Regions from separate parts of the Homo sapiens genome. Here region 1 is linked to region 2. The links are chromatin loops, found by intact Hi-C in ENCODE. Cell type or tissue: PC-3. All regions are shown on one strand. Each heading gives the region's core, and the rest is flanking DNA. Links, peaks and the distances in the headings are about the cores only. Region 1 overlaps MDM1 (Mdm1 nuclear protein). Region 2 has its middle 14 kb from the start of IL22.

What was found. Peaks named below come from ENCODE experiments on the same cell type or tissue, not always from the same donor. Only the 100,000 strongest peaks of a DNase experiment are listed, where the experiment ranks them.
Region 1: it touches region 2 in a loop (4-fold over the local background); 22 of 110 quality-filtered maps call a loop at or near these places.

Annotation. Positions count from the first base shown.
Region 1 is chr12:68,299,903-68,314,976 of GRCh38, reverse strand. It overlaps MDM1 (Mdm1 nuclear protein), which reads left to right. Exons shown (of 15, transcript NM_001354969.2): 10 at 1-29; 11 at 1,224-1,333; 12 at 1,425-1,534; 13 at 12,105-12,357. Among named protein-coding and RNA genes, the nearest start is that of MDM1, 25 kb to the left of the region's middle. In PC-3, for the core only: no CTCF peak of the experiment used is centred there; a DNase peak (open chromatin) is centred at 4,416; H3K27ac peaks cover 1,613 bases.
Region 2 is chr12:68,232,418-68,247,703 of GRCh38, reverse strand. No RefSeq gene overlaps it. Among named protein-coding and RNA genes, the nearest start is that of IL22, 14 kb to the left of the region's middle. RefSeq lists an enhancer at 6,360-6,499. In PC-3, for the core only: a CTCF peak has its summit at 10,417; a DNase peak (open chromatin) is centred at 7,393; H3K4me3 peaks cover 807 bases; H3K27ac peaks cover 2,378 bases.

The DNA.
Region 1 (15,074 bases), core at 1-8,000, 70 kb before region 2:
AAATCTAAGGCAGATAAGATGAAAGAAGGGTGAGAGTTTTAAATTACTCAGTATAGAGAAGCGTTATTTACATGGTTGATATGTATTTTGTCACTAAATATAGTGGTTTACTCTTTTGATTTTATGACTAATAAATTGCAGATTTTATTTCAATGTCACAAAGGAGGCACTGCTGTATGGTGAATAATTTGATTCACTCAGGTATTTAAGTCACTAGTGATTGGTAATTGAATACTTGAATTCTGGCCTACTTTGGGAGGAAGTAGTTAGGATTATTTTCATTTACGTCCTATAATTTATGGTGTGCCAGATTTGCAAATGTGTCTGGAAGAATGACTTTAAAGAAAAAAACTGGTGTTCTTTAATATCAGATGATTCTACCAAAAAAGATAATGTTTTATAATATTTTTTAAAAAGTGATTTCTGAAAATAGCTAATTCCTGTTGTTTTATGTGTAAATTGCTTTGGGGAGTGGCTCTTCTCCACCTATGATAATAGTGCCTTTTGTCTATAATCTAAATCCTTTATTCATTCATGGATGTTATGGAACTTGAGCCTTGATGTGAGGAAGGATTCTCTGCTGTGCCGGTGCTGACTTGGCAGTGATTTTCCCCATTATCCAGTATTCAGTCACTTTTTTCTTTGTGGGTTGTTTTTCTTCTATTGATATAGTTGATATAGCTTATATTATTTTTTCAGTGTTCTGTTTTATTTTTGATCTTGTGCTTAGTTCTATTCATTATTGGAAATTTCAGTCGCTTTTAACTGCATGTGGATTTGGTGGTTATTTTTTTCAGAAACAAAATGGCCTTCTCTTACAAGTTTTTTTTTTTTTTTTTTGAGACGGAGTTTCGCTCTGTCACCCAGGCTGGAGTGCAGTGGCACGATATCGGCTCACTGCAAGCTCCGCCTTCTGGGTTCACGCCATTCTCCCGCCTCAGCCTCCCAAGTAGCTGGGACTACAGGTGCCCGCCACCACACCCAGCTAATTTTGTTTTTGTGTTTTTAGTAGAGATGGGGTTTCACCATGTTGGCCAGGATGGTCTCGATCTCCTGATCCGCCCGCCTCGGCCTCCCAAAGTGCTGGGATTACGGGCGTGAGCCACCGCGCCTGGCCTCTTACAAGTTTTATACTTTATTATTGCACAATGATGGCAAAGTATTTTTTATCATATTTTCTCGAGGAAATGCTGTATAGATTCATAGATTGTTTCAATTTATAGGTCAGATTCTTCTGTATCCTCAGAAAAAGGAGGCCGGCTTCCTACTCCCAAGCTGAGAGAACTTGGTGGAATCCAGAGGACTCATCATGATCTCACTACTCCAGCTGTTGGTAATCGGCAAACACCGTGCAGTTCTTATTTAACCTGCTTTTTCTACATGTTAATTTAGTGTAATTGAAACTGTCATCTTTATTTTTCCAGGTGGTGCTGTTTTAGTGTCTCCATCTAAGATGAAGCCTCCAGCCCCAGAACAGAGGAAAAGAATGACCTCTCAGGATTGTTTAGAAACTTCAAAGAATGATTTTACTAAGGTAAACATGTTTTGGGGAAAAAAGCATCTCATCTAGGACTAATTATTGTAGACACATGTAATAAATGAATGATGGGTTAAGATTTTAGAGAATTGTGGCTATCATATGAGGAGATGATACTGTTAACCTGCTTTTAGTAAGGCAAAAGGCTTGACTTTTTTTCTGTTAGAAGCATTACGTTTTTGTTGATACACTTTCAACCTTGTCAGTAGTGACTCAATAGGAAGATAAAGAAAGCAATACTTTCATTGAGCATCTGCTGTGTGACAGTTGTATTCCAGCTATGTTCCAGGCATTGTTTTAAGTGCTGGGGATATAGCAGAGAACAAACAGACAAAAATCATAGCCATCATTGAACTTACATTCTAGTGGAGGAGGGAGACAATAAACAAAATAACCAGGTAAAATACATAGTATTTTAGATACTGATTAGTGCTAAGGAGAAAAATAAAGCTGCTGAAGTGAACAGGAAGTGGCCAGGGAAGTCCTCGGTGCGAGAGTGGCATTTAAGCAGGATCTGAAAAAGGTAAGGGATTGACCTGTATGCGGATCTGGGAAGGTCTAGGTGACAAGAACAGTAAGTGCAGATCCCTCAGGTGAAGGGGGTACCTGCCCCCTTGAGGAACAGCTAGAAGGTCACTGTTGCTGGAAGAGAGAGAGAGAGAATGAGAGGGAGAGTAGTGTTGATAATGGGTTCAGAGACATAATGGGGTGCTAAATTGTGTAGGGCTTTGTAAATCATAGCAAAGATTTTGAATTTTTTTCTGTATGCAGTGGCAAGCTATTGGAAAGGCAGAGGAGTGACATGATTTTATTTAGTTTTTTTCCAAGGTCTTTCTGGCTGCTGTGTTGAGAATAGGTAGTAGTAGAGCAAGAGCTGGGGCATAAAAACAGTTGGGAGTCACTTACTCTATCCAGGCAGGAGGTGATGGTTGTTTGGACCTTGGTGGTGGCAGTGAAGGTCATATAAAGTTCAATTCTGGATACACATGGAAGGTACAGCCAACAAGATTTGCTGATGGATAAGATCTGGGGTGGGAGAAAGAGAAAAATCAAGGGTGACTCAAGATTTTTGGCCTTAGCAATAAGGATGGAGTCGCCATTTAACTGAGTTGGAGAAGATCAAGAATTCCGTTCTGGACACTCTAAATTTGAGAAGCTTATTAGACATACAAGTAGACATGTTGAATAGGGAACTGACTATATAGGTTTGGAGTGTAGAGGAGAAGTTGGGCTATAGGTACAGATTTGAGGCTCTTTATAGCTTAGGTGGGTCAGGTTTTTAAAGTATTGAGACTGGAGGAAATCATCAAGGGGGTGGGTGTAGACAGAGAAGAATAGTTGTAGACAGGTCTAAACCCCAGTTTTTTGATATTGGGAAGTTGAGGACTAGTCAGCAAAGGAGACTGAAGGAGAGCAGCCAGTGAGGTGGTGACAAACGAGACTGGTATCCTGGAGGTGTCAAGGAGGAGGGAGAGTCAATGCTACAGATAGGTGAGTAAGATAGGACAATTGCTTATCAGATTTAGCAACGTGGAGGTCTTTGGTGACCTTGATAAAGGGCAGTTTTGGTGGAAGGAAGGGACAAAAGCCTAAGTGCAAGTGAATTCAAGAGAAAAAAGAGGAGAAGAATTGGAGAAAGCTGCCACAGATAATTCTCTGAAGTTTCTTTTCCAAGAAGGGAAGCAGAGTAATGCAGGAGTAGTTGAGAGAAGTGAGAACAAGATGGAAGACACAACAGCATGTTTGTATGTTGACAAGAATAATTTTGGAGAGAGAAAAGTTGATGATGCAGGAGTGAGGGGAAAGTTGTTGGAAAGATGCTCTTGAGTAGGAGAAAGGGCTTAGGATCTGGTGGAGATATGGAAGGGTTGGCTTTAGACACTGATTGTTTCTTTATTGTTAAAAGAGGGAAAGCAGAATTCATGGGCAGGCACTGCTGATGAATGTAGGAAGATGTGATGGCAGCTTTTGGAAGACCTCTTCTTATTGCTTCTTGGTGACATGTGAAGAAAGATCCTTACTGAGAATAAGGCTGGGGAAGATGTTGGAGATTTGAGGAAAGTGAAGGCATAGAGTAGTCTTCTCAGAGAGTGGGAGAGTGAGTGGGCCAGGGGAATGTGGGATATTTTAGGCCAATGTTAAGGGGCCATTTTAAGTTGGTGGTCACAAAGTTGGCAGAAGACCAGTCAGGAAGGGTTGTGTGCCCTTCTCCAGTAATGTTTGGCTGCAGAAGTGCAGGATACTTTTATCAGATAGAGTTGGATTTACCTAGGGTTTTGAATTTGTCATGAGAATAAGACAAAGTGAGAAAAAGGGGAATGGAGTTGAGGTATATATGAAGAAGGGATTATAATGAGTTGGTGAGGGAAGGACACTGGGACTTGAGAAGAGTGCAGAGGTGATAGGATCGGTGGATGGATGGTCTAGGTAAAATAAAAGACTTGTTGGAATTGGGGCACCTGTGGGGATTAGTTTTAAAGTTAGGAAATGGTGGTCAGAAATTTAGGTTATGGAGAGGTTGCAGTTACCAGTAATGACAAGGCTTAACTTAACATCATGGGTGTAAGTGGTTGGAGTAGAATAGAGAACATTCAGAGAAAAGGTTGAAAATCTATAGGGAATTTTGCTGATGGCTGTTTGTGAATTTGAGTACAAAGTAGGAGTTTTCAGGGATTGGGAACAGGTGGGAGATGGGATCAGAGCACCCTCTACCTCTTAATCCCCAGTGCTTAGAACAGAGTCCAGCTCATAGCACGTAACAGATTGAATGAATGTTATTGGAGTGACAGAATATCAAAACTATTTCCTGTTGCTTATGTATACACTGGTTTATTAAAGGAAATGTGACATTAGGAATATGGTCAGAGGACTCATGAGAATCAGATCTTAATGGACTGTTTTACTCCTCCTTAGAAATCCAGGCTGCCATCTGGAAGGTGTGAGCTTTTAGGCAACTGTATACACACAGCTGATTCAGCCAAAACGAGTGACTCATCCATATTTGTGGCTGGATTTATATGTATTATTTTCACTTACTGTGGAATTAATTTATTGAATAATCTAAATAGAGTAATATCATCCCTTAGAATGTTAATGCCATTCTCTGTCTCACTGTGAGTACTATACACTTTTAACATTTTAATTACCAACTCCTCTAAAATAAGTTTCTGGCCTGGTGCGGTAGCTCATGTTTATAATCCCAGCACTTTGGGAGGCCAAGGTGGGAGGATCACATGAAGCCAGGAGTTCAAGACCAGCCTGGCCAACATGGGGAAATCTTGTCCCTACTAAAAATACAAAAATTAGCTGGGCGTGGTGGCAGATGCCTGTAATCCCAGCCATTTGGGAGATTGAGGCACAAGAATCACTTCAACCCAGGAGGTGGAGGTTGGAGTGAGCTGAGATCACGCCACTGCACTCCAGCCTGGAAGACAGAGGAAGACTCTCTCCAAACCAATAAATACATACATATGTACATACGTACACAAGTTTATTATTGACAACTTGATTGGATATCCTTCCATGTGAATTTTCTGCGACCAGCACTACCAGGGACTATACCAGGAGCTAGCTAGATTTGGTTATTTCCCAGTGTCTACCCCTTGGTTACTGGTAGGCAGAGGAGTCACTAAACTTTGATATACACCATCAGTTTTTCCCCTTATATTCTCTTATAAAAGCATTGATAAGAAATTACGTTATTATTATGTATAAAATTAAACCCATAGGTCATTCAATTTCCAATAAATTATCAGTATGTCCCAAAACTTTAGGGTAGAATTCTCATATTGGTTTGATCATCAGGAAACATTTTCAAATCTTTATATTAAAAACCCAAGTGTGGATTTGCTCACTTCATTCATTTAGCAGATTTACCCACATGCTATGGCAATGATAATGGATAGAAACAGACATGGTACATAATCTTATGAAACCTGCAGTCTGGTAAGGGAGATACATGTTAATCACACCAAAAAAGAAATGAAATTAAAACTAATAAGAGTTTCAAAATAAAAGTACTTAGCACTATTCTGGAAGGAATTGTTCTAATCATGGAGATCAGAAACCTTCTTGGAAGTCAATGATGCTTCTTTGAAAAACTCATAATTGAGCTAAGATAAAGGAGAAGAGGAAGCATTAACCAGGAAAAAAGGATGGGGAGAAGGAGCCTAGCATATGCCAAGATCTTGTGGAGAGAAACAATGTAGAGTTTGAGGAAACAAAGACCAATACAGTGTGTGGCAGGGAGCCTGGTACAACATGAGGCTGGAAAACATGGCAACATTGGGATTTCTTTCGTTATCTCAAGAGCAATGGGAAGCCATTGAAATATTTTCAGTATGGGAATTGTGATGGATATATGTTTTGCAAGATCTGTCCGGCTGCCATAGGAGGCAAGAGTAGGCTGTGAATGCCCTTAAAAGGCCATTGCAGTAGTCCACGTAGGAGGTGTTGGTAGCTTGGATGAAGGAGGGTAGGAATAGACAGAAGTGGATGAAACTGCACAATTATGTAAGGGGAACAATGTTAAGGTTGATGCTGGGTTGGATAATGGATGAGAGACAGGGATGCCTGCTAAGTTTCTGGCTTGCCCAACAAGATTGATGGAGGTACCATGCACTGAGCAAGAGAACTCTGGACAAGGAGCCTCTTTGGAGGGTAGTTTTATTTTCATTCATTCAATTCAATATTTAATAGGCTCTTACCAAGTGCCAGGCACTGTTCTAGGATCTGAGGATTTATTGATAATCAGGTCAAAATCCCTGCCTTCATGAAGCTTACATTTTCATTGGGAGGAATAGACAATTTTTTAAGAAAATAATTTCACATAGTAGTAAGCGCTGTGAATTAAATAAGACTACAGGTCTCTAAGGGATGGGTAAGACAGCTTTAGTTTGGGCCATCAGGACAGGCACCTCTAAGGAGATGACGTTTTAGCTGAGACCTGACTGATGAGGAAGGTGCCCATGCAGAGATCTGGGGCAGAGATTGTTTTCCAATTAGAAAGAACAGGGGCCGGGCGCAGTGGCTCATGCCTGTAATTCCAGCAGTTTGGGAGGCCAAGGCAGGTGGATCACTTGAGGTCAGGAGTTCAACATCAGCCTGGCCAACACAGTGAAACCCTGTCTCTACTAAAATTACAAAAGTTAGCTGGACATGGTGGCACACGCCTATAGTCCCAGCTACTTGGGAGGCTGAGGCATGAGAATTGCCTGAATCCGGGAGGCGGAGGTTGCAGTGAGCTGAGATCGCGCCACTGCACTCCAGCCTGGGCGACAGAGTGAGACTCCATCTCAAAAAAAAAAAAAAAAGAAGGAACAGCAAGTGCAAGTGTTTTTCCCTAGGGCAAGAACCCAGAGAGATTAAAAGTGTGGCTGGAGCCTGGAGAGGGAAGGGGAGAGGGCAGGAAATGAGATTAGAAAGGGAGGCCGAGTAAGGATCTTAGATGTTATTCTTTTTTTTTTTTTTAATTTAATTTTATATTCACTTTTTTTTTTTTTTGAGACAGGGTCTTGCTCTGTTGCCCAGGCTGGAGTATAGTGGTGCGATCTTGGCTCACTGCAACCTCTGCCTTCCAGGCTCAAGCAGTTCTCATGCCTCAGCCTCCCAAATAGCTGAGACTATAGCCACCTGTGGCCACATCTGACTAATTTTTGTATTTTTAGTAGAGATGTGGTTTTGCCATGTTGGCCAGGCTGGTCTTGAACTCCTGGCCTCAAGTGATCCACCTGCATCGGCCTCCCAAAGTGCTGGGATTACAGGTTACAACCACCACATCTGGCCCATTTTTTGCTTTTTGAGACAAGGTCTTGCTGTGTTGCCCAGGCCAGAGTGCATTGGTGCAATCACGGCTCATTGTAGCCCCAACCTTCTGGGCTTAGGCAATCCTCCCACCTCAGCCTCCTGAGTAGCTGGGACCACAGATATGTGCCACCATGCCTGGCTAATTTTTAAAAAAAATTTTTTGTAGAGTTGGGGATCTCGCTGTGTTGCCAGGCTGTTCTCAAACTCCTGGGTTCAAGCAGTCCTCCCTTCTTGGCCTCCCAAAGTGGTAGGATGATTACAGGCTTGAGCCACTGTGCCCAGCCTGAATTTTATTTTAGATTCAGAGCGTTTATGTCCAAGTTTGTTACATTGGTATATTGTGTAATGCTGGGGTTTGGGCTTCTATTGAACCCATCACCCAAATAGTGAACATTGTACCCAATAGGTAGGTTTTCAACTCTTGCACCCCTCCCTCTTCTCCCCCTTTTGTAGTTGCTGGTGTCTGTTTCCATCTTTATGTTGTGTGTACCTCTTGTTTAGCTCCCACTTATAAATGAGAATATGCAGTATTTGACTTTATGTTTCTGTGTTAATTCAATTAGAATAATGGCCTCCAGCTGCATCCATGTTGTTGCAGTGGACATGATTTCATTCTTTCTTATGGCTGCGCAGTATTCTATGGTGTGTATATGTACTACATTTTCTTTATCTAATCCACTATTGATGGGCACCTAGGCTGATTCCATGAGTTTGCTAATGTGAATAGTGCTGGAATAAACCTATGAGTGCAGGTCTTTTTCATAGAATGATTTCCTTTGGGTAGATACTCAGTAGTGAGATTGCTGGGTTGAATGGTAGTTCTAATTTTAGTTGTTTGAGAAATTTTCATATTGCTTTCCAAAGGGGTTGCGTTTCCTTTTCTCTGCATCCTTGCCAACATCTGTTATTTTTTGACTTTTTGGTAATAGTCATTCTGACTGGTGTGAGATGATATCTCATTATGGTTTTGATTTGCATCTCTCTGGTGATTAGCAATGTTGAGCATTCTTTCATGTTTGTTGGCTGCTTTGTCTTCTTTTAAGAAGTGTCTGTTCATGTCCTTTGCCCCCTTTTTAATGGAGTTGTTTTTTTCTTGTTAAGTTCCTTATAGATTCTGGATATTAGTCCGTTGTCAGATATGTAGTTTGCAAATATTTTCTCCCATTCTGTAAGATGTCCGTTTACTCTGTTGATAGTTTCTTTTGCTGTGCAAAAGTCCCAATTGTCAATTTGTTTTTGTTACATTTGTTTTTGAGTACTTAGTCATAAATTCCTTGCCTTAGCCAATGTCCAGAAGAGTTTTTTCTAGGGTTTCTTCTAGGATTTTTGTACTTTGAGGTCTTACATTGAAGTCTTTAATCCATCTTGAGTTAATTTTTGTATATAGTGAGAGATAGGGGTCCAATTTCATTCTTCTACATATGGCCAGCCAGTTTTCCCAGCACCATTTATTGAATAGGGTGTCCTTTTTCCATTGTTCATTTTTTTTGGTCATCTTTGTTAAAGATCAGATAGCTGTAGGTGTATGGCTTTATTTCTGAGTTCTCTTTTCTGTTCCATTAGTCTGTCTGTTTGTTTACCAGTACCATGATGTTGTGGTTGCTGTAACTTTATAGTAATAGGTTGAAGTCAAGTAATGTAATGCCTCCAGCTTTGTTCTTTTTTTTTTCCTTTTTTTTTTTGCTTAGGATTGCTTTGGGCCCTTTTTTTTTTTTTGCTTCCTTATGAATTTTAGAACTGCTTTTTCTAATTCTGTGAAAAATGACATTGGTAATTGGATAGGAATTGCATTGAATCTGTAAGTTACTTTAGACAGTATGGCAATTTTAACAATATCGATTCTTCCGATCCATGGGCGTGGAATGCTTTTCCATTTGTTTATGTCATCTATAATTTCTTTCAGCAGTGTTTTGTAGTTCATGGGGAGATCTTTCACCTCCTTGGTTAGCTGTGTTCCTAGGTACTTTATTTTTGGGGGGCCATTGTAACAGGACTGTATCCTTGATTTGGTTGTTAGCTTGAATTATTGGTTTGTAGAAATGCTACTGATTTTTGTACGTTAATTTTTGTATCCTGAAACTTTACTAACGTCATTTATCAGGTCTTTTGGAGGGATTGTTAGGGTTTTTTTAGGTTTAGAATCATATTGTGAGTGAACAGAGATAATTTGACTTCCTCTTTTTCTATTTAGATGCCTTTTGTTTCTTTTTCTTGCCCGATTGCTCTGGGTAGGACTTCAGTACTATGTTGAATAGAGGTGGTGAGAGTGGGCATCCTTGTCTTGTTCTTAGGGGGGATGCTTTCACCTTTGCCCATTCAGTATGATATTGGCTGTGGGTTTGTCATAGATGGCTCTTATTATTTTGAGAGGTATGTTCCTTCATTGCCTAGTTTGTTGAGGATTTTTATCATGAAGGGATATTGGACTTTATCAAATGCTTTTTCTACATGTATTGAGATGATCATATGGTTTTTGTTTTTAATTCTGTTTATGTGCTAAAACTATTCCCCAAAATCAAAGAGAAAGGATTTCTCCTTAACACATTCTACGAAACCAGTATCATCCTGATACCAAAATCTGGCAAGGACACAACAACAAAAAAAGAAAACTGTAGACCAATATTCCTGATGAAGGTAGACACAAAAATCCTCAACAAAATACTATCAGACTGAATCCAGCAGCACATCAAAAAGATAATTCATTATAATCAAGTGGGGTTTATTCTCTTGGATGTTATTCTGATGTCACTGGGAAACCTCTGGAATATCAGAAGCAACAAAGCAAATAGGATATGATTCACAGGGCAAATCAAGTCACTGTGGCTCCTCAGTGGAGAACTGCTGTACACAGGGCTGAGTAGAGCAGTGAGGCCTATTGGCCTTTTGAGGATTTAGGCTCAAAAACAGATCGCAGAATCAGTTACGTTAAACCTGGGAACCCCATGTCTTTTATTTTACAGGTTTCTTTCCGGTGTTTTCAGCAATTGTAAAACCAGTTTTACAGAGATCACAAATTTTGTTCATATATATAGAAAAAGGAAAAAAAAAGAACAATTTCTCTTTGGAATTATTTGTATTGTACTAAGTGATACTTGTTTAAAAAGGAAAACAAGTGGAAGATTTGTGGTTTTATCCTTCATATTGATTTGAAGTATGTTTATTGGTTGAGACTAACAGCCCTAGGCCAGTTTGAAGCAATAAGCTCTGCAATCACAGAAAATGATATCTAAGTTTAGAAAGCAATGTTTTGAATGTTACATTGATAGAATCAAAGATAATAAGTGAAGGCAACAATTACAAGAAATAATCAGGAAAGTTTGGAACTGTATTTGATTTTACTGGTTTGCCTTGTTTTGTTTTTAATTTAATTTAATTTTTTTTTTAAATAAATAGATATGGGGTCTCGCCGTGTTGACCAGGCTGGTCAAACTCCTGGCCTAAAGTGATCCTCCCGTCTCGGCCTCCCAAAGTGCTAGGATTACAGGCATGAGCCACTGCACCTGGACCATTTTTATTTTTATTTTTTGAGACAGTCTCTCTCCGTTTCCTGGCTGGAGTGCAGTGATGCAATCATGGCTTACTGCAATCTCTGCCTCCCCAGCTCGAGCAATTCTTGTGCCTTGGCCACCCAAGTATCCCAAATTGCTAGGATTACAGGCATGAGCCAGTGTGTCCAGCTAGCTGCCTTCTTTTAAAAAGTAAAATTGTTCTTGACTTCTAGGACAGTGATACATAGTCATTGTGGAAAACAGCAAATACTGACCAAACTAAAAAAGAAGGTAAATATCTCACATGTACTGTTCAGGGACATCCACTGTTAAATTTTTGAGGTATTTAGGTATATATGTGTTAGTATATTTGGTTATTTATTTATCATAGTGTAGAAAGGTTTTATAATCTATTTTTAGCACTGTTAACATATTTTCACATCATGAAATATTCATAATCTTATTTTTATGGCGACGTGCAATCTATAGTTACACCACAGTTTTTTAAAACCAGATGCTTATTGTTAAAATCTAATTTTTACTCAAATTTCTATTGTTATTTCTTAGTCTGTTTTGAAGAAATACTGTAAAGAAATCCATCTGTAACTACATTTTTGTTTATATTATTTTGTGTTTGTGAGTACTCCCCAAGTATTATTGTGTAGTCAAAGAAGTCAAAGAATGCTAAATTTTAAGGCTTCTGCTATGTTTTGCCGGCCCCCCAGAAAGATTGTACTCCCAATAGCAGTCTATGAGGTTGCCAGTTTCTCTACATCCTTGCCAGCTCTGGTATCATTGTGCTTTTAAAAATTAATTTTTGAAATTTGGTACGTGAAAAATTAATATCTCAGTGCTTTCATTTTATAATTATTTGATCATTAGTAAGGAAGAATACGTTTGCTGTTTGTGATTTGTGTGTACATTATATGAATTGCTTATTCATATCCTTTTTCTACTTTTTAATTAGGTTTATATTTTTCTTACTGTTTTTAAAGAAATACTTATGCAGCAATGATAATTCATTGTCAGTCATAAAAGTTGTATTTTTTCCAAGTTCTGCATTTTTCTTTTAATTTTTAAAATGTCTACGTATTTTGTTTATATAGCCAGGTCTGTTTGTCTATATCATATCTTCCCCACATAGATGTTGCATAAATTCTCTCATATTTCTCCTTCTGCTTTTTGGTTATGTTTTTTGCATTTAAATGTTTGGCTTATTTATTTACATATCTACACATAGGCATCTTTTTTTTTTTTTTTTTTTTGTCATTTAGAAAGAAAGTCGTGCTGTATCCCTACTGACTTCTCCAGCTGCTGGTATAAAAACAGTTGATCCTCTGCCTTTGCGGGAAGATTCTGAAGACAATATCCACAAATTTGCTGAGGCAACTCTTCCAGTTTCAAAAATTCCAAAATACCCAACAAATCCCCCTGGACAGTTGCCTTCTCCACCACATGTTCCATCCTACTGGCATCCCTCTCGACGAATTCAGGGCTCTCTTAGAGATCCAGAGTTTCAGCACAATGGTAATTATTTTGGTTTTAATTTTTTGTCTTTTAAAATAAAGTGTTATGCTGATAGGTACAAAGTCTAAGAATGCATTTTATGTTAATAAATCAGTTATTTAGTATTTTTGGTTAATGTATTAATAAAATTTCTTTAAATAGGAAAACTCCCTCCTTGGGACCAATTGTGCTGCACCTAAGTTCACTTTTTGCTGTTATATATGTGTGAGATATCTCTCAAGTTCTTATTCATACACATACAGGGAATCCACTAGATAGATGACAGTAGCACCTCTTCTCTGGATGTGACAACCAAAAATGTCTCCAGACATTGCCAAATGTTGCCTGGGTGTAGAATTCACAGTCAGAAATGACTTTCCTTTAGTGTTAGTAGGCATTGCTCAGCTCTTTTCTGGCTTCCATCGTTAATGTTAAGAAGTCAGATGCTCCTTTTATTCTGGATCTTCTATGTGTGGTGTTTTCTTTCTGGCAGCTTTTGGGATCTTCTCTTCATATCTAATGTTCTGAAATTTTATGATGTGCCTCTGAGAGAGTATTATTTTTTTTATTCATTTTGCTGGTACTCCATAGACCTTTCAATCTGGAAAATTCTCACTTCTGGAACATTTTCTTGAATTATTCAGTCAAAAATTTCCTCTCCTGGCCAGGCACAGTGGCTCATGTTTGTAATCCCAGCCACTTTGGGAGGCCAAGGCAGGCAGATCATTTGAGGCCAGGAATTTGAGACCAGCCTGGGTCACATGATGAAACCCTGTCTCTGTTACAAAAAAATTAGCTGGGTGTGTTAGTGCACACCTGTAATTCCAGCTACTTGGGAGGCTGAGGCATGAGAATTGCTTAAGTCTGGGAGGCCAAAAAAAAAAAATTTCTCTCCTTTCTCTATTTCCTCTTTCTAGGGCTCCTATTCAGATGTTGGACATGATTTTATTTTTTATCTTACCTCTCCTGTTTTCCATCTCTGTCTTTAAATTTGAAAGGGTTACTAATTTTTATCTTCTATCTTTTGTGTTTTTTAAAATTTTTATTTCAATAGCTTTTGGGGTACAGGTAGTTTTGGTTACATGGATGTATTCTATAGTGGTGAATTCTGGATTTTAATGCACCTGTTACCCAAGCAGTGTACACTGTACCCAACATGTAGACTTTTATCCCTTCCCCCACCCCAAGTCCCCACAGTCTATCGTATCACTCTGTATGTCTTTGTGTCCTCATAGCTTAGCTCCCACTGGTAAGTGAGAACATGCAGTATTTGATTTTTCATACCTGAGTTACTCAATTTAGAATAATGACCTCCACCTCCATCTTAGTTGCTGCAAAAGACATTATTTCATTCCTTTTAATGGAGGATTAGTATTCCGTGGTGTTCCTGTTTCTCTAGTTCCTTGAGGTGTGATAGTAGGTTGTCAGTTTGTGCTCTTTCAGACTTTTTAAGGTAGGCATTTAATGCTATAAACTTTTAGCATTGCTTTTGCTGTATCCCAGAGGTTTTGATAACTTGTGTCACTGTTACTCATTTCAAAGAATTTTTGAATTTCCATCTTGATTTCATTGTTAACCCTAAAATCATTCAAGAGCAGATTATTTAATTTCTATGTATTTGTATAGTTTTGAGGATTCCTTTTGGAGTTGATTTCTAGTTTTATTCCCCTGTGGTCTGAGAAGATAATTGGTATGATTTTCTTAAATTTATTGAGACTTGTCTGTGGCTTGTCATGTGGTCTATTTTGGAAAATGTTCCATGTGAAATGATGAGAAGAATGTATATTCTACAATTGTTGGGTAGAATGTTTTGTAAATATCTGTTAAGTCCATTTGTTCTAGAGTATTGTTTAAGTCCATTGTTTCTTCGTTGACTTTCTGTCTTAACGATCTGTCTAGTGCTGTCAGTGGAGTATTGAAGTCACTCGCTATTATTATGTCGCTGTCTACTTCATTTCTCAGGTCTAGTAGTAATTGTTTTATAAATGTGGGAACTCCAGTGTTAGGTGCATATAAATGTAGGACTGACTGTAATACCTTCTTGTTGGACTGACCTTTTTATCGTTATATGATGACCTTTGTCTTTTTTTAAATAGTTGTTGCTTTAAAGTCTGTTTTGCCTGATATAAGACTCCTGCTTGCTTTTGGTTTCCATTTGCATGGAATATCTTTTCCTACCCCTTTACCTTGAGCTTATATGAATCTTTGTGCATTAGATATTTGGTTTGTGGTTTTTAATCCATTCTGCCATTCCATATCTTTTAAATGGAGCATTTAGGCCATTTACGTTCAATGTTAATATTGAGACGTGAGGTACTGTTCTATTCACTGTGTTAGTTGTTACTTAGATACTTTGTTTTTTCCGTTGTGTTGTTTTATAGGCCCTGTGAGTTTTAAGCTTTCAGAGGTTCTGTTTTGTTGCATATCAAGCTTTTGTTTCAAAATTTAGAACTCCTACTTAGCATTTCTTGTAGTGCTGGTCTGGTAGTGACAAATTCCTCAGCATTTGTTTGTCTGAAAAAGACTTTATTTCTCCTTCATTTATGAAACTTAGTTTTGCTAAACTAACAAAATTCTTGGCTGATAGGTGTTCTGTTTAAGGAGGCTAAAGATAGGACCCCAATGCCTTCTGCCTTGTAAGGTTTCTGCTGGGAAGTCTGTTGTTAGTCTAGTTGTTTTTCTTTTGTAAGTTACCTGATGCTTTTTGCCTCACAACTGTTAGAATTCTTTCCTTCATG
Region 2 (15,286 bases), core at 2,757-10,756:
GGGCAAGATATTATGAAACACACATAGAAAGGAAAAGGGGTTCATCTTCAAAATGTGTACAATGCTACAGAGAAGAGAGAGAAAGAGGTAGAGATAAAGGTTGGATTTGTTCTACCAAGAAGAATGGACAAAGGATGCCAGCAATGAAGAGCCATTCCTGGGGGAAGGGATTTGAAAGATTGTGTAGGTCTTTTCATATGAGGTCAAAGTCAATGATCAGAAGTCAGTCATGAACTGCTAAGGTATTTTCTTCTCCAAAAAATCAGGACCAACTTTGCAGGTCACTTGTCAGTTGTTGGCCAAGTTCCTGCAGGATTAGGTCCAGCCTGGTGGTGAGAGGGGAGCACATAGAAAAAATTCCCAGCAAGCCTTTGTCTTTTCCTGGCAGTCAGCCCCTCTTTTGCTACCTTGCCCGTTGCACTCTTGCAACATATTTTCATACTTTCTCTAGTAAATCTGCCTTTCTTTACCCACAACTGTCTTGGTAAATTCTTTTACCACCTGTGCCACCAGCCTCAGATAGTTGTCACTCACCCACAACATTTTGGTGGCCCATATGGGGAGCTCTCTCTCCTTATGGGGAACTCTCTCTGCATGGGGGCTGTCTCTCCTCATAGGGAACTCTCTTGCCTCTCTCTCTTTCCCAACTTGGAACCCTCAGTGGATAGCATCTAAGCACGGAGACAATTGTAGGTCTCTGGCCAGAGCTACACTCTGGTGGGCTGAAAGGTGTCCCCGTGGAAGCATCTGACTTCCATGCCCATTCAGGTGAGGCACCTAAGTTTATTTTCTCTTTTCAGTCTTTCAGCAGCCAGCTTCTAGTATCTCTCTGGCAATTGATGGTAACTGGCCAGGGCTGTTCTCCGGTGCTGCCTAAAGGTCAGAGGGTGAACAGAGTTATCTGCCTCTCCCATTAGGCAGGAAGGCTTTTTCCTCTCTTCTCTGGTCAGAAGTCCCTAATCCCTAAGTGTGGCATGACTGGTAGCGGAGGCTCATTCAGAGCGAATTCACACATGTTTTGGGTGCCTCAGACCCTCTCTTTCTCATTCTGAATTCCCCCATGGACTCAGCCAGCCATTCTGTTCTGATGTTGCTGAATAAGGTGAACTCAGACAGCCTCAGAACAGTGAGTCTTCCCTTCCCTGCCCCTTCCCTGGGCTGGCGCCAGGTGGAGTTCTTCCTTTACCTTTTTCCTCGTATCTAGGCTGATCATCTAGCGTTAAGTGAGTACCTGGACTAATCATCCAAGTTAAGGTCCCCAAGTGGCTGAGAGGTCTTTACTAATAGGTAGGATGCCCCATTAGAAAGTGCACCCAAGTCCCCTTGGTGGATGCAAGTGGACCGCTTTTCATCTCGGTGGGATGCCCCAAGAGAAAATGCAGTTCAGTGTGAGGTTCCGTGATGTAGTGGTGAGTACTGGGAACTCTAAAAATGCAGTTCATGAGGCTCTGAGTGGTGTGTTTTCCAGTCCCGCCATGGGACAACCCCATCTATTCTTTCAGACTCACCTCTAGGCTGCATTCTAAAGCATTGGAACAAACTTAACCCTCAGACTCTCAAAAAGAAGCTTCTAATTTTCTTGTGTAATACAGCATGGCTCCTATGCAGGCAATCCTCAAATTAGCCTCCTTAGTCTTTATAACCAAAAGCAGAATAAAGAAAACAAAGCTAAGAAGAAAGAAAAAGACAGAGACAAGAGGCAGGCTTAACTGTTGGCTGCTTTACAAGTCCCCAACCCCCTCCAAGTTGCCCTAAGCACTCTCCTCCAGATAACCACCACTGGAGCAGAAGAGCAGGCAAGAAGAAAGGCAAACTGATCCAATGAAATAAAAGGAAAAAAGCCCCATATGGCTTGCCCCCTCTGCTGCAAGCTCCACCACTGGAAACGGGATTGCCCTGAGAGCCGAAGGGCCCCTGGAACAAAATCCCAACTCCTAATGGCCTTAAGCTGAAGGGGCTCTCGGCTCTGGCTGGAACAGGTCACCTTAGCTGGTGACGGGTGGAAGTGGGAGAAATTCGTCTCACACTGTGAAGTCTGGGGTGCTAAGGCTTTCCCTGATGGGAGATAAATGAAAGTGGTAGAGGTGCTGGCCCTGCTCCACAGGCTGTGCAGTGGCTGGAAGGCTCACAAGCCCTCCCATAAAACTTAACCTTTTCCTCTCCATTCTTTGCTTTTCTTTTTCTCTTTTTCTGTTCATTCCAGGGGTCCAGCCTTAAAAGGGAAAGACAGTTTCTAATGTCCTAACCCCTGATTTTGTCATTCTCTTTAAATCTCCAGCTGGTTACATATTATGGCCTGTTTCTGTGCACATTTTAAACTAATGGGCAAATTACAACGAGAAAACTTCAGAGCTCAAATGGTCAATCTGCACTACAGAGTTAAGTAGAGTCTCCTAAAGCTCTCTGTCTTCCCCCTCTTTTTTCTGCCTGCTTTAAATCTGCTGTTACTAAGCTGCCAGTGCTGAGATAAGACTCATTATTTATGGTCTAACTAGAATATAAACATTGAAAACTCATTTAAAGAAAAAAGGTAAAAGAGGTTTTGTTAAATCAAGCAGCCTAGAATTTTTAACCTCCTTAAAAGTTAATGAAAATAAATCCAACACCTCTTTTAAATACTACTCTTAAAGCGGCTCTTTTTATTCAATTTTACTGCAAGCTCTCAGTAATTATCCATCTGCCTCCCTTGAGCAGCTTCATGCTCTTAATATTAATGCTTTTATAAGGGAAATAGTACAAAATTGCTATTTGCAGGGAGACTTCCAAAACTACTACCCAGATGAAATTTCTTTCTTTCTTTTTTCTTTTTCTTTTTTGAGACGGAGTCTTGCTCTGTCACCCAGCCTGGAGTACAGTGGCACAATCTTGGCTCACTGCAACCTCCACCTCCCGGGTTCAAGTGATTCTCCCACCTCAGCCTCCTGAGTAGCTGGGACTACAGTCGCCTGCCACCATGCCCGGCTAATTTTTATATTTTTAATAGAAACAAGATTTCACCATGTTGGCCAGGCTGGTCTTGAACTCCTGGCCTCAAGTGATCAGCCCGCCTCAGCCTCCCAAAGTGCTGGGTTTACAGGTGTCAGGGCCGAAATTTCTTTATACTTGTCCTAGTAATGTTATTTACCCCTAAACCACAACATTGATGTGCTAAGATACTAGGTATTTGTTTAACTGTTTTTCTCATACTCTTTGCAGCCCTTCTTCTTTTCTAAGTTTACTATATATTGTCATTTTCCTTAAATATGGCTCTGTTTTGTTGGTGTCTATCATGGCTAACTATTGCCTCAATGGCTGCAACCAGGCACCTGCTCTACCCAGTAATATCTCAGGTTACTAACATACCACATCGTACTAACTGCTGGATATGCCCACATAGGCAGGCAGTCGAGAATAACATTACATTCCTAGCCATCCCACTCTCTAGAGAAGAAATGGCTACCATGCAAGCCCAATACTTGATACTCTGGATTTGACTACACTATGTACACGTACACCAAAAACACAGGTATAGGGGGGGCACCTAGGCCAATTGATCTCTCATGGCAATCATCCACTGTAACCCAGTGAATAGGGAAGGCACCAGAAATGGCCTGTAAAGTGAGACTTCAGAAACTCAGAAGGGCCTGGCCCTTTCCTAGGGGCTTTAACACAAGCCCATTGTAATTACACCTTCAACTATAAAGAGACACACCAGGAATGGGAGCTGTATGATGACTGATGAGTTCACCGAGGACCTCCACAGGTTTTCTCTATGGTGGGAAAACAACAAAGTTAATGCCAGCAAAATTTAAAATGATTCCTTTATGCCTGTAAATAGTTTAGCAACTGGGATGGAATATATAGGAATAGGGGTTGAAACTGGACAACTTCTTAACCTCACTAATACAGCTTTTCCTCGATTTTCCTTTAACCAATTAATATTTAGAACTCTTATCTGTCAGGCCCCATATTTACACAACACAACAAGTGAAACTTTGACTCCCTTATGTGTGGATAACTACTTTTTCGGTCATTGCCCGTTCACATTTAATCCCCGGGGACCATGAAATCCCCTTATTTATGCAAATTATACTGGAATCCAAACTGATCACGCCTATGCCTGGTTACAAAGTCCCTCCTTGGGAGTTTCATTAAAAGGAATTGGGTTCTTCTTTTTATGGGTATCCATCATGTTTCTAGCCTTGCCTATTAAGTGGATGGGCACCTGTACTACAGCTGCAGCCATACCTGGAGCGCATATATATAACTCCTCGAACTTCATAACCTCTGGCCAAGTTCCAAATTTGGTGTTCTTCCTAAGTGGAGCCCTCTAAAGATCATCAGAAGAAAGAAAACAAAAGTGGAACTTAACCTCCCACCATTTGGCATCCTTGCCACTGATAATCCCATTATGGAGAGAAATGGTCTAGAATATTCTATAGTCAGTGGACTCTTGGTTTGCAGGTATACCCATGCTCAAGCACAGCATTTGTAATCTCACTGATATGGTTTGGCTATGTCCCCACCAAAATCTCATCTTGAATTCCCACATGTTGTGGGAGGGACCCAGTGGGAGGTAATTGAATCATGGGTGCTGTTCTCTTGATAGTAGAATAAGTCTCACAAGATCTGATGGTTTTAAAAAGGGGAGTTTCCCTGCAAAAGCTCTCTTCTCTTGTCTGCTGCCATGTGAGGTGTGCCTTTCACTTTCTGCCATGGTTATAAGGCCTCCACAGCCACATGGAACTGTGAGTCCAATAAACCTCTTTCTTTTGTTAATTGCCCAGTCTGAGGTATCTCTTTATCAGAAGCAGGAAAACAGACTAATACACTCACCATCTTAGTCCAGCAATCTTGGAAACCTAAAGTCACAGCCATTGAGGCCCAGAAACAGGCCCTAATTTCATTGTCAGGGGTTGTCCTGCAGAATCAACATGCTTTAGATGTGCTTACCACCAAGGCAGGAGGCACTTGTGTGCTGTTAAGTGAAACCTGCTGCTTTTACATCAATACTTCAGGTCAAATAGAAGAAAGTTTAAAAAAGGTAAAAGAGAATATCAAGGTATCAGAGGGCCTTCAAAAAAGAGTTCGTCAAGATTTTTTTTTTGGCACAACTATTCAAAATTTCTCCAGCTGGGTTTGGCCATGGGTTGCCCAACTTCTCCCCCCTATAATAATGTTCATATTAGTTTGTTTACTTGCACCACATATTTTTACTGCAATATCTCATGTTGCGTCTTCTAGAATACAATAATCTCAAACCAAAATGTTACTGCAGCGAGGGATATCAGCTTCTAAAAGAACTCCATGACTCTCCTTTGGATGCAGCAGAACAAAATTTTAGGCTGCAAATGCGGTTCCCCCATAGTCTCACAGCAACCCGGCTCAATTTAAGTCCTAACTTAGGGATTTAGACCCATGGAACCTCCTAACTGAGCAGCAATCCTAGGTAGGGCCAACTCTTCACTTCTGGTCAGCAGGAAGCAGTTGGAAGATGAGACCTTCACTCACATGCCAAAGATTTGTCATTCTTGCTCTGTTAGGGGGGGAATGTGAAGTCCTAATTAAGGAAAAGGAGTTAGGCTGGTGGGACTGAGGGAAAGCAAAAAAAGCAAGTAGATAAGCTATAAAGTCTGCTTTTCTTCATGGTCCAGGACATATAGCCCTCCTGTGCCCAGCTTACCACCAGACACCGGCGAGTTAGCTCCCTGCAGCCTTGGCGTTATCAGTACTGCAGGCAGCACTCTTCGGCCCACGTTCCAGTCTACAAAATCCCCAGCAAGCCTTTGTTTCCCGGCAGTTAGCCCGTCTTTTACTAACTTGCCCATTGCACTCTTGCAACATATTATCATACTTTCTCTAATAAATCTGCCTTTCTTTACCTACAACTGTCTTGGTAAGTTCTTTTACCACCTGTACCATGGGCCTCAGATAGTTGCTGCTCACCCATGGCAGGTTCCAAATGCTGAGAGGCACTGATGTTCCCTTTCAGGGATGATAGAATTATAATATTTTTTTTTCTGTGATTAGCTGAGGTTAAGGAGTCTTTCCTTTTCCAAATGAGTCTCCATGTAATGACTAGAGCAAAAGTTGATATCATATTTTTTTTGGCCAGTCTTCTGGAAACTGAGCTATAAGTGGAAGAATATTTACCCCTAAAATTGGAAGGTAAGAAACTGAGAGACTTTATATTCTGATATATTTCAGAAGTAGCTAGAGTCAACCTTGGTTTTTCCTTCCCTAACCCTGCACATTGAATGTGTCAGAAGTCCTGTTTGCTCTAACTCCAAAGTAACGGCTGAATCTGTTCACTTCTCATTCTGGCTAAAGCCCATCCATGCCACTATCATCTGTCCTCTAAATTACCATAGTATTGAAGTTTCTAAAGTTCCTCCTACTGTCTGTTTTTAACTCAGGAGCCAAAGTAAACTTACAAATTAAAAACAGTAGATTGGGCACATCCTGGCTTCCCCTAAGGGCTTCCCTTCACAGTGAGAATGAAACTGAAAGTTTATATCATCACCCCACCTCTGCAGTCTCATCTGCTATCACCCTTCCCTTGAGCTCTCTGCTGCAGTCACAAGGCCTACCGGCTGGTCCTCACATGCACCAGTCTAGCTCCTGACAAGGAGTCTTTGCACTGGCTGTTTTCCTAAGCCCAGAACAATCTTCCCACTAATATTTCATGATAATTCCCTCCCTTCATTCAGGTCCTGCTCAAATGTTACTGCCTCAGAAAGATCTATGCTGGCCACCCTATCAAACACAACCTCTTCACCACCCTCCACACCCTCCCCTCCCCTCCCATCACCCCACTTCATTTTTCTTTGTTGTACTTAGCACATATGAAATTAGTTATTTATTTACTTTGGCCACTTATTTAATTTTCAGTATGTACTTATTGGGTGTTAACCTGATGCCATGGGGTGTGAAGGTAAACATCATACGTACAGAGCCCGTGTCCTCATAGAACTTGCATTCTAATGTAAATATAACAGAGGACATATAGTATAATAACAAGCATGGATATCTGCTATGAAGAAAAACAAAGTAGGGCGTGGGGGTAGAACTTAATGGGGGTTAATTTAGGTAAGGAGATCAGGGAAGGCCTCTTGGAGGGCAGATATCTGAATGAGGTGGGGACATGGGCCATGTGAATATCTGGGGATATCACCTTGAGATGAGGCAAGTTTGGCGTATTCAAGAAGTAGCAAGAAGGTTGGGACTGGAGTAGCCTGGGTAAAGGGCAAAGCTTAAGATGAGCCCAACATTTGACTAGGACCAGGTATGTGTGTCTTTGCAAGCTAGAGCAGGACTTTGGATTTTGTTCTAAGGCTGAGGAAAAGCCACCAGAGGGTTTCAAGCATGAGGAAGGCTTGGTATGACTCATGTTTTGTAAAGATCACTCTGGTTGATAATGCAGAGTAAATCTAGGAGGAGTAAGGATAGAAGCAAGGCCAGGACGAGAGTCTAGGAAAGAAGCAATGATTGCATTGGAGTGGAAGGGAGCAGAGCCAGAGAAATCTGGCTTGTGACTCTTACTGTGACACTCAGCATGGGTTGCCTGGGAAATAGGAGTTATGTATGAATCACATTCACAAACAGGAAAAGAAATTCTTTAGTGTTTCTTCTGGTTCTTCATTTATACTATATTATTCACTAGCAGAAAGTGCTCCGTATAGGAATTGAAGGAAGACAGGTGATTTTTTCTGAAAGGAAGTTTTTAAGATTTGAGTGAAGACACTTAGATGAGGAGAATGAAGTAATACCAAGGGTTGAAGGCTGAAGTCCTCTTGTCTCGGAGGCAAACACAGCCTCAGTGAATTTATCTTCTGCCTGAACCGAGGAGATTCACTGGATTTTTCTTGTAACAGCCCCTTGTTCAGGAGTATTTTCATTGGAAAATTGCATCAACTCAGAAGAGACAGAATCATTAAGCATTCCGTTTCTATGGGAATGAGGGTTTAAGTCACTTTACCAGGCAAAGGACTCCATTCTACTGTGGTACAGGCAGAGGGTAAGGGAAAAATAAAGCGGTGGTGGAAGAAAGAATCCACACTTGTTAACTTGGGTCTTTCGAATTGCTATAAAAGCAGGAGCTGTAGCAGATAGGATTTCTGTTCATTGTTTGTCTTCTCCCCTCCTTTCCTCCCTTTTATTTGAAGAGTACTTGTGGTGGCTAATATTTTTGTTTTCAGGTGGGAATATGACCACAATGACATCATCCTATAATGATATGGTAGCTGATGAGATTCTATATGTTTCCTAGGCTGCCAATACACATTTTTCACCTGGATAAAGATAAGAGTGGATGCTGAAGACACAAGGGATGCAAGGTGTCCATCTGGCCCTCCAGATCCATATTCTGTACTTTTCCACTCTACTTGGTGCCCAAAGAGGCTGACGTATATGGATTGGTTCATATACATGCAAGCTCCCTGGCTTTTGATTGTATTTGGCTAATGGAAGAAGTACCGGGAGATCGAAGGGTGGGCTGGGGGGTGGGGAGGATAAGGTCAGAGTATCTAATCCCTTGGAGCTCTCCTGCCAGGCTGCCATGCTGGTTGGCTATGTACTTCTACCAAAAGCCTCAGCTCTTGCAGACAGCCCTTCTCCATATAGATATCTTTGTTAGTTCTGAAAACCACTCTCAACCCTTACTTCAACAGCCAGCTAGCTGTTGTTAGTCTCAGGGAATTGCACTATTTCTTGTTGGTTTCCTTGAGCTCTTTCCACACCTGTTATGGTTTGAATGTTTGTGTTCCCTCCAAGATTCATGTTGAAACTTTATCTCCAATGCAATAGTATTAAGATGTGGGACCTTTAGGAGGTGATTAAGTCATGAGGGGTTCTCCCTCCTGAATGGGATTCAGACCCTTTTAAAAGAAACTCCACACAGCGTTAGGCCCTTTTTTTTCCATTCCACCTTCACCCTGTGAGGACACAGCATTCGTCTTCTCTGGAGAATGAACAACAAGGCGCCATCTTGGAAGCAGAGAGAGAGCCAGCCCTCACCAAACACCAAACCTGCTGGCACCCTGATCTTGGACTTCCCAGCCTCCAGAACTGTGAGAAATAAATGTCTGTTCTTTATAAATTATCTGGTCTGTGGTATTTTGTTATAGCAGCACACACTAACACAATGCCTTAAGAAAATCAATCTATTATTAAACTCTTATCCATTCCCCAGTTTGAACGTAGCATACATTTTCTACTGGGACTCTGCCCTATTTACTCTTCTTCCCCCTTCCATTTCCCGCCCCTCCCCAACTCCCACCCAGCAGCAGGATGGAGTCTGGGAATTTAGGTGAAATCATTTATGGACAATAAATAAAACCAATTTTGGGTGTGTCTGAGTCGTGTGTAAATTTTTGATCCTGTAACAAAACAAACTTGGAAACAACAGTATTTTGATTTCTAAAATTTAAATACTGTTTAATATTTTGTTTTCCTGTTTCTCCAACAGTTTTCTCCACAAAGAAGTAGAGGTGCTGAGGCCAATGTGCACTATCGCCTACAGGAGCCTAAAATTCCCTTCTGCCCCTCAGTCCCAGGAGTGCCCTTGCTCCTTTCTGTGTTTGCTCTTCCCTCTCTGCAGCATCCAAGGGCATTCATAGGAATCTTTGTTTAATTTGGGCTACTATGCAAGCTACAGGATGAGAGATTCTTTCACTGGAATAATTCTGACTCCTCTTAACCTTGCATTTTGGCTGATTCTGTTGTGTGTGGCCCATCTTCCTCCTCTTTTCTTGTTACAGCTACTAAAAATATTCAGGGTGACCCAACGTGTTTCTATTAGTCACAGTCCCTTCATTGTTTCTATGGGGCTTAACCATCTGGGTTCATTCTCTGCATCTTGAATCTTATGTTAGCCATGTGTGTGCAGTTTAATCTCTATAGCACCTAGAAATTGACCAGCTGAGTCCTTACCAGTAGGCACTGTTTCTTTTTGAAATTCACAGGCTGTGAGGTGCTTTTGTGAGCTGTTCTTTCATCTGTGACATTTTCATCTTGCCATCGCCACAGATGCTATTTTTAAGCACAGTAACTGCCCAGGAATTTTAGAACTCTTACATTGCTGCTTGTCTCAGTGAAAGCCTTAGAAATTTCAATTCAATTTAGTTCCTAAACGATTTTTTAGATCATAGGATATACAAGATCCTGTGGGATGGGCTTTGAAAACACAAGGTCAGATTTTATTTGGATGCTGCCCTGAAGGAGTCTGCAGTTGTCTTGCGAGGAAGACAGGCATGCAACAGCCTAGGGCACAAGTGGACTGACATGTGCTACCAGTGAGGCACCAACAAGATGACAATCATCATTGGGAAGGCACCGAAGGTTGCATTTAAGCTGATCTTTTGGAGGACAAGAAGGATTTAAATGGGTTCAAATGACAACACTGTGAAATTTCCCTTTTTTCTTCCCCTTTGCAATCCAGCCGTAGTTAATTGCTCCATCTTCAGGGCTCTCAAGGTATAATTTACATCTCTCTTAGCATTTATCACACTGTAGTTTAATCCCTTGTTATGTGTCTATCTTGAGAATTTTTAAGGACAGAAACTGTTGCCTACATTTAAGCCCCTATACCCTGAAAATGCCTGGCACTTTATAGGTGCTCAGTAAATGCTTGAGATGGATACACAAAGGATTGAATGGCTTTCTGGACCCAAGGACCCAGATGAGCAAAGAGTTGGGGATGTGAAAGTGGATAGAGTGCTCAGGCGAGGGCCACAAGTCCGTGTGGCTAGAGCACAGCTTGTGTGGGCAATGCAGTGGGAAACGGCCAGTAGCTGGTAACATTAATTCTCTTCAGTTTTCTATTTCTAGTCCCTGGAAACGCAGTTCTTGATGGGACTTATGCAAAGGGAGCTTGGTGGACTAACAGGATTTGGGCTCATACCGGGCCTCAGCCCCTAACCTGCTACAGGCTGATATGACAATTCCATCAACGCTGTGTACTTTCACTTTCTCTTTGGTGAGTTTAGGCAGCTGATACTCATGAAAACTTCCCACCACCAGGTGCTCACAGGAATGATACGAAAGCTGGTGCCACTGATGGTGTGGAGTAAAATCCATTCAAAAAACTAAATACACAGCAATTAAGTTGTTTCTGACACAGCCAGACAAGAGGTGTTCCCTCAAAGGGAACACTCAAACTGTAGGAGACCCAACTACAGCCTAGTTGGATTGCTTTTATTGATAATTGCTGACATGTGAAGGCTGCTAGGAACCCTGCGGTTTAAAGCCATGGTTGAATCATCTTGAGCTTTCTTCCCATGGTTTTGCCAAACTCTCCAGGCTTTCATCTTCAGAAGGTTGTTCCAATGGGGCTTGTCTACAGAGTGCATGTGATCTGCTCTTCACTGCCCCAGAACCTTTGCATGGAAAATTCCTTGTCCTTAAAATGAGAAGTACACCTATCCTCATGGAGAAATTAAATCACTTCCATCTTGGCTGGAAGAATAATTGTTTAAATTGAATTTTAATGATACTCAGAAATGAAAAATAAGGTGCACCGCGACCAAGCTCCTCTCCCTCTCCCCAGGCGGGGAGCCCAGGGAGATGCTGATTTGCCCTCCCTCCAAATGGACCTGCCCTATAGGCAGAAATCCCCTCATAATCTGTTTGGTCAAATATGTCTCATATGTTCATTCTGATCATTGGCTTAGATTAGGAATGGACAAGATTTTTGTTTGTTAAAGGAAAAATAGTAAATATTTTAGGCTTTGTGGGCCACATATGGTCTTTGTTGTATATTTCTTCTTCTTCCCCTCCTTGTCTTTCTCTTCTTCCTCCTTCTCCTCCTCTTCTTTTCCCCTACTCCTTCTCCTCCCGCCTTATCTTCCTTCCTCCTTCTCCTTCTTCTCAGCCCCTTAAAAGTGTAAATACCCTTCTTAGCTCATAAGCCTTACAAAAACCAGCTACAGGCCAGATTTGCGTCATGATTTGCTGACTTTGGGCTTAGATCATCCACAGTTCATCTCCTGGCACTACACACACTGACACCCAAACAAAATTCCATGATTAAGATTAAAAGACATTGGTTTTGTGGGCAACTATTAAGATCTGTTATGAGGGCAACTATTAAGATCTGTTATGAGTGGCAGATGGCAGATAAATTCAGCACTGGGTGTGACCCAGAGTTAACAAAAATTGCATTAAATTTCCATATCAACCACAGTTGTTATTGCAGAACAATAAAATAAAATCGTGACTATCGTAGCATTTTATCTTGTTAGCCATTTTATAAATAGGGCGTGTTAGGTTTACAGCAAAACTGAACAGAAGGTACAGAGATTTCCCATAAACACCCTCTGTCCCATGGATGCATAGACTACCCCATGATCAGCATCTCCCACCAGAGTGATATGTTTGTTATATTGATGAACCTACCTTGCTGTTAGCCATTTTTGATAACAATAAGTTTTTTTTTATTACAATAGACAATAAATCTCTGTATCATCATGGGAACCATCTCAGATTCTCTTGGTCTGTCTTGCTCCACTGCTGCCACTGCAGTGATCATCTCTGGCTCTTTCTTCCACTCTGGACTCAGATAAAGTGCCATGGAATAGGTTGTGGAATTTACCTTCCCCTTGGCTGCTAAAGAGAGCAGGTACCATCCAGAGGTTGAAGAAGTTAACTCCTCCTAGAGCAGGCGAGGAAGCTGGCATCTAACTTTCATTCCCCTCTCTCCTTCCCCTGGTCTGACCCAAGGCATGCTTCTGCATAGCCTTTGTGGAGACATCCTACATGGCCAAGAGGCTGGCTGTCTCTCTTCATAAAGCACTGGCTAGATCACTTATGCATTGCCATGAACTTGCTCCCCATCCTGGTTGACCTAATTTCTTTTTTCCATCACTCTCACTCTTCCCTAATAGAGCTTCAGCACAGAAACTTATCCTCATGCTCTATCTTCTGGGGAACCTGGGCTGAGCCAATTTCCTATGTGAATCTAAGCTCCATAACGGTAAGAGTTTGTAGGGGGGGCAAGGGATGGGGGTAAGGGGCATAGACAAGATATCTCTTGGCACCTAGTAGAGGCTCAACACATAATTTTTATTTTGCATTTTGAAAGAATTAATAAATGCATTGATTCAGGGCACAACCCATGGAAGACATGAGCACTGACAAGTTTGCTAGAAGAACTGGACACCTCTTATTAGTGGATTCCCACCATCAGAGAGCACCTAGGCCTGTAATACAAAGAAACACAGACATATTTAACTGCAGTAAAGGGAACAGATGGTGTGTAGGAAGTTATGAGAGAAAAGATGCAGAGAGAGAGAGAGAAGAAAAGTCATCGGCATCAGCCAACACAGGGCTGCACTAGAGGCTCCTATCTAACCCAGACACTCAGCTCATCTGCCCTCCTACCCTCTGCTTTGGTTTGAAATGCAGAGGAGAGACAGGAAACAATGATGAAGGCAGGGGAGGGGATGCCCACTGTGGGTTCTGTAGATGTCTAAGGCAAAATTAGGAGATAAAGAACTATTTGTGGCTGCCCAATCTCAGAAGAGGATCAAGAAGAAGCTTCCAGAGAAGCCCTCCGAAAGCAGAGCTCATCATTTTATGCCAAATGTCCCCACATTTCTTCTTCCTCCTCCTCATGGCCCAAATAGCCCTATAGTCTATTTTGTCCCACAGGGCATTCTGTGGTGATGGTAGGGAGGTGTCTCCGGTAACCCGATGGTATTTATTGGGCACATACCATGGACCAGTCACTGTTTGGAACTGAGGTAACAGCAACGAACAAGCAGACAAAAATCCTTGCTCCGATAGAGCTTAGATTTTAGCAAAGGGAGATAAATAGCAAACAAAATGCACAAATGAAATATATCATATGTTAGATAATGATAACGGCTTTGGAGAAAATAAAACAAAAAAAAGAGATAGAGGGAGTGGGAGTCGGGTGAATCCTAATTAGGGCATTGTATTCGTTTGCTAGGGCTGCCACCACAAAGCCCCACACACTGGGTGGCTTAAATAACAGAAAGCTATCCTCTCACAGTTCTGGAGGCTACAAGTCTGACATCACAATGTCGGCAGGGTTGGTTCCTGCTGAGTCCTCTCTCCTTGGCTTGTAGATGGCCCCTCCTTGTGTCTTCAGTTGGTCTTCCCTCTCTACCTGTGCCCTCATCTCCTCTTCTAATAAGGACTCCCGTCATACTGCATTAGGGCACAACCTAGTGACCTCATTTTTAACTTTATCACCTCTTTAAAGATCCTATCTTCAAATCTAGTCACAGTCACATTCTGAGAAGCCGAGGGTTAGGACCTTAACATAAGAATTTGAGGGCATGGAGGACGACACATGCGCCCCATGCCTCCTTTGGCCTATAATAGGCATCCAGGAAAAGCACTGCTGGGAAGGTGATATTTCAGCAAGGACTTGAAAGAGTTGAAAGGGCTTGCTAACTATACAGAAAAGCATTTCAGACAGAGGGAACAGCAAGTGCAAACGCTCTGAGACACAGGCCTGCTCCATGGGCCTCACAAGAGTGAGGAGCCTATTGTGCTGGACTAGGTGAGCCAGGAGGAGGAATAGGAATAGAGGTTGGGGGGCAGGGAGGGTTAGGGGTAAGGAGCATAGGCAAGATAGGATAGGTCCTTAGGCCGCAGAAAGGATATTGGCTTTTACTCTGGGTTGGAGGGGGATCCTTAAGGGAGAAATCGCATTCCTGGTGCCCTGAAAGTTCAGGCTCAAATTCATTGCTCAGCCCAAGCAGAGTCTATCACATGCTCACGTTGACTGCCTCAGGGACACGGGTCAAAGAGCTGAAGCAACAATTAATGTGTTTTGACAGAAAAGATACATCTATTTCTAGAGCTCTCACAATTGTGACTTCTAAACATCACCTCAATTCTTGATGTTATTACTGTGAACCTTCTTGTTGATGTACTTAGAAAATGAAATGGAAAGGTTATTTTGATGTCACCTGTGCTTTGATAAAACTTGGGAGGCTTTGTGCACTGTGCGTTCTTTTCTCCTTTTTCTTTTGCTGGGCTAAGAGTGAAGATGAAAACAGCAGGGAAGCTATTTTCCATCACCTTTGGTGTGAGCGATGATGGGCAATCTGCTGACTTATTTTTGAAATATAGTTAGGGTACCATATTCTTTGCAGATCATGTAGATGGTGTACTATTCATTGTCAGAGAACGAGTAGCCAATATGTATAATGCCAGTTTGTCAAATCTGAAAATGCTAAAATAACCCCAAACCTATAAAGCTATGAAGAGTATTGATATATTGCAATAATAGCTATTTGAGCATACAAAATTTTCCTCAAAGGTAGGTTTATTCTCA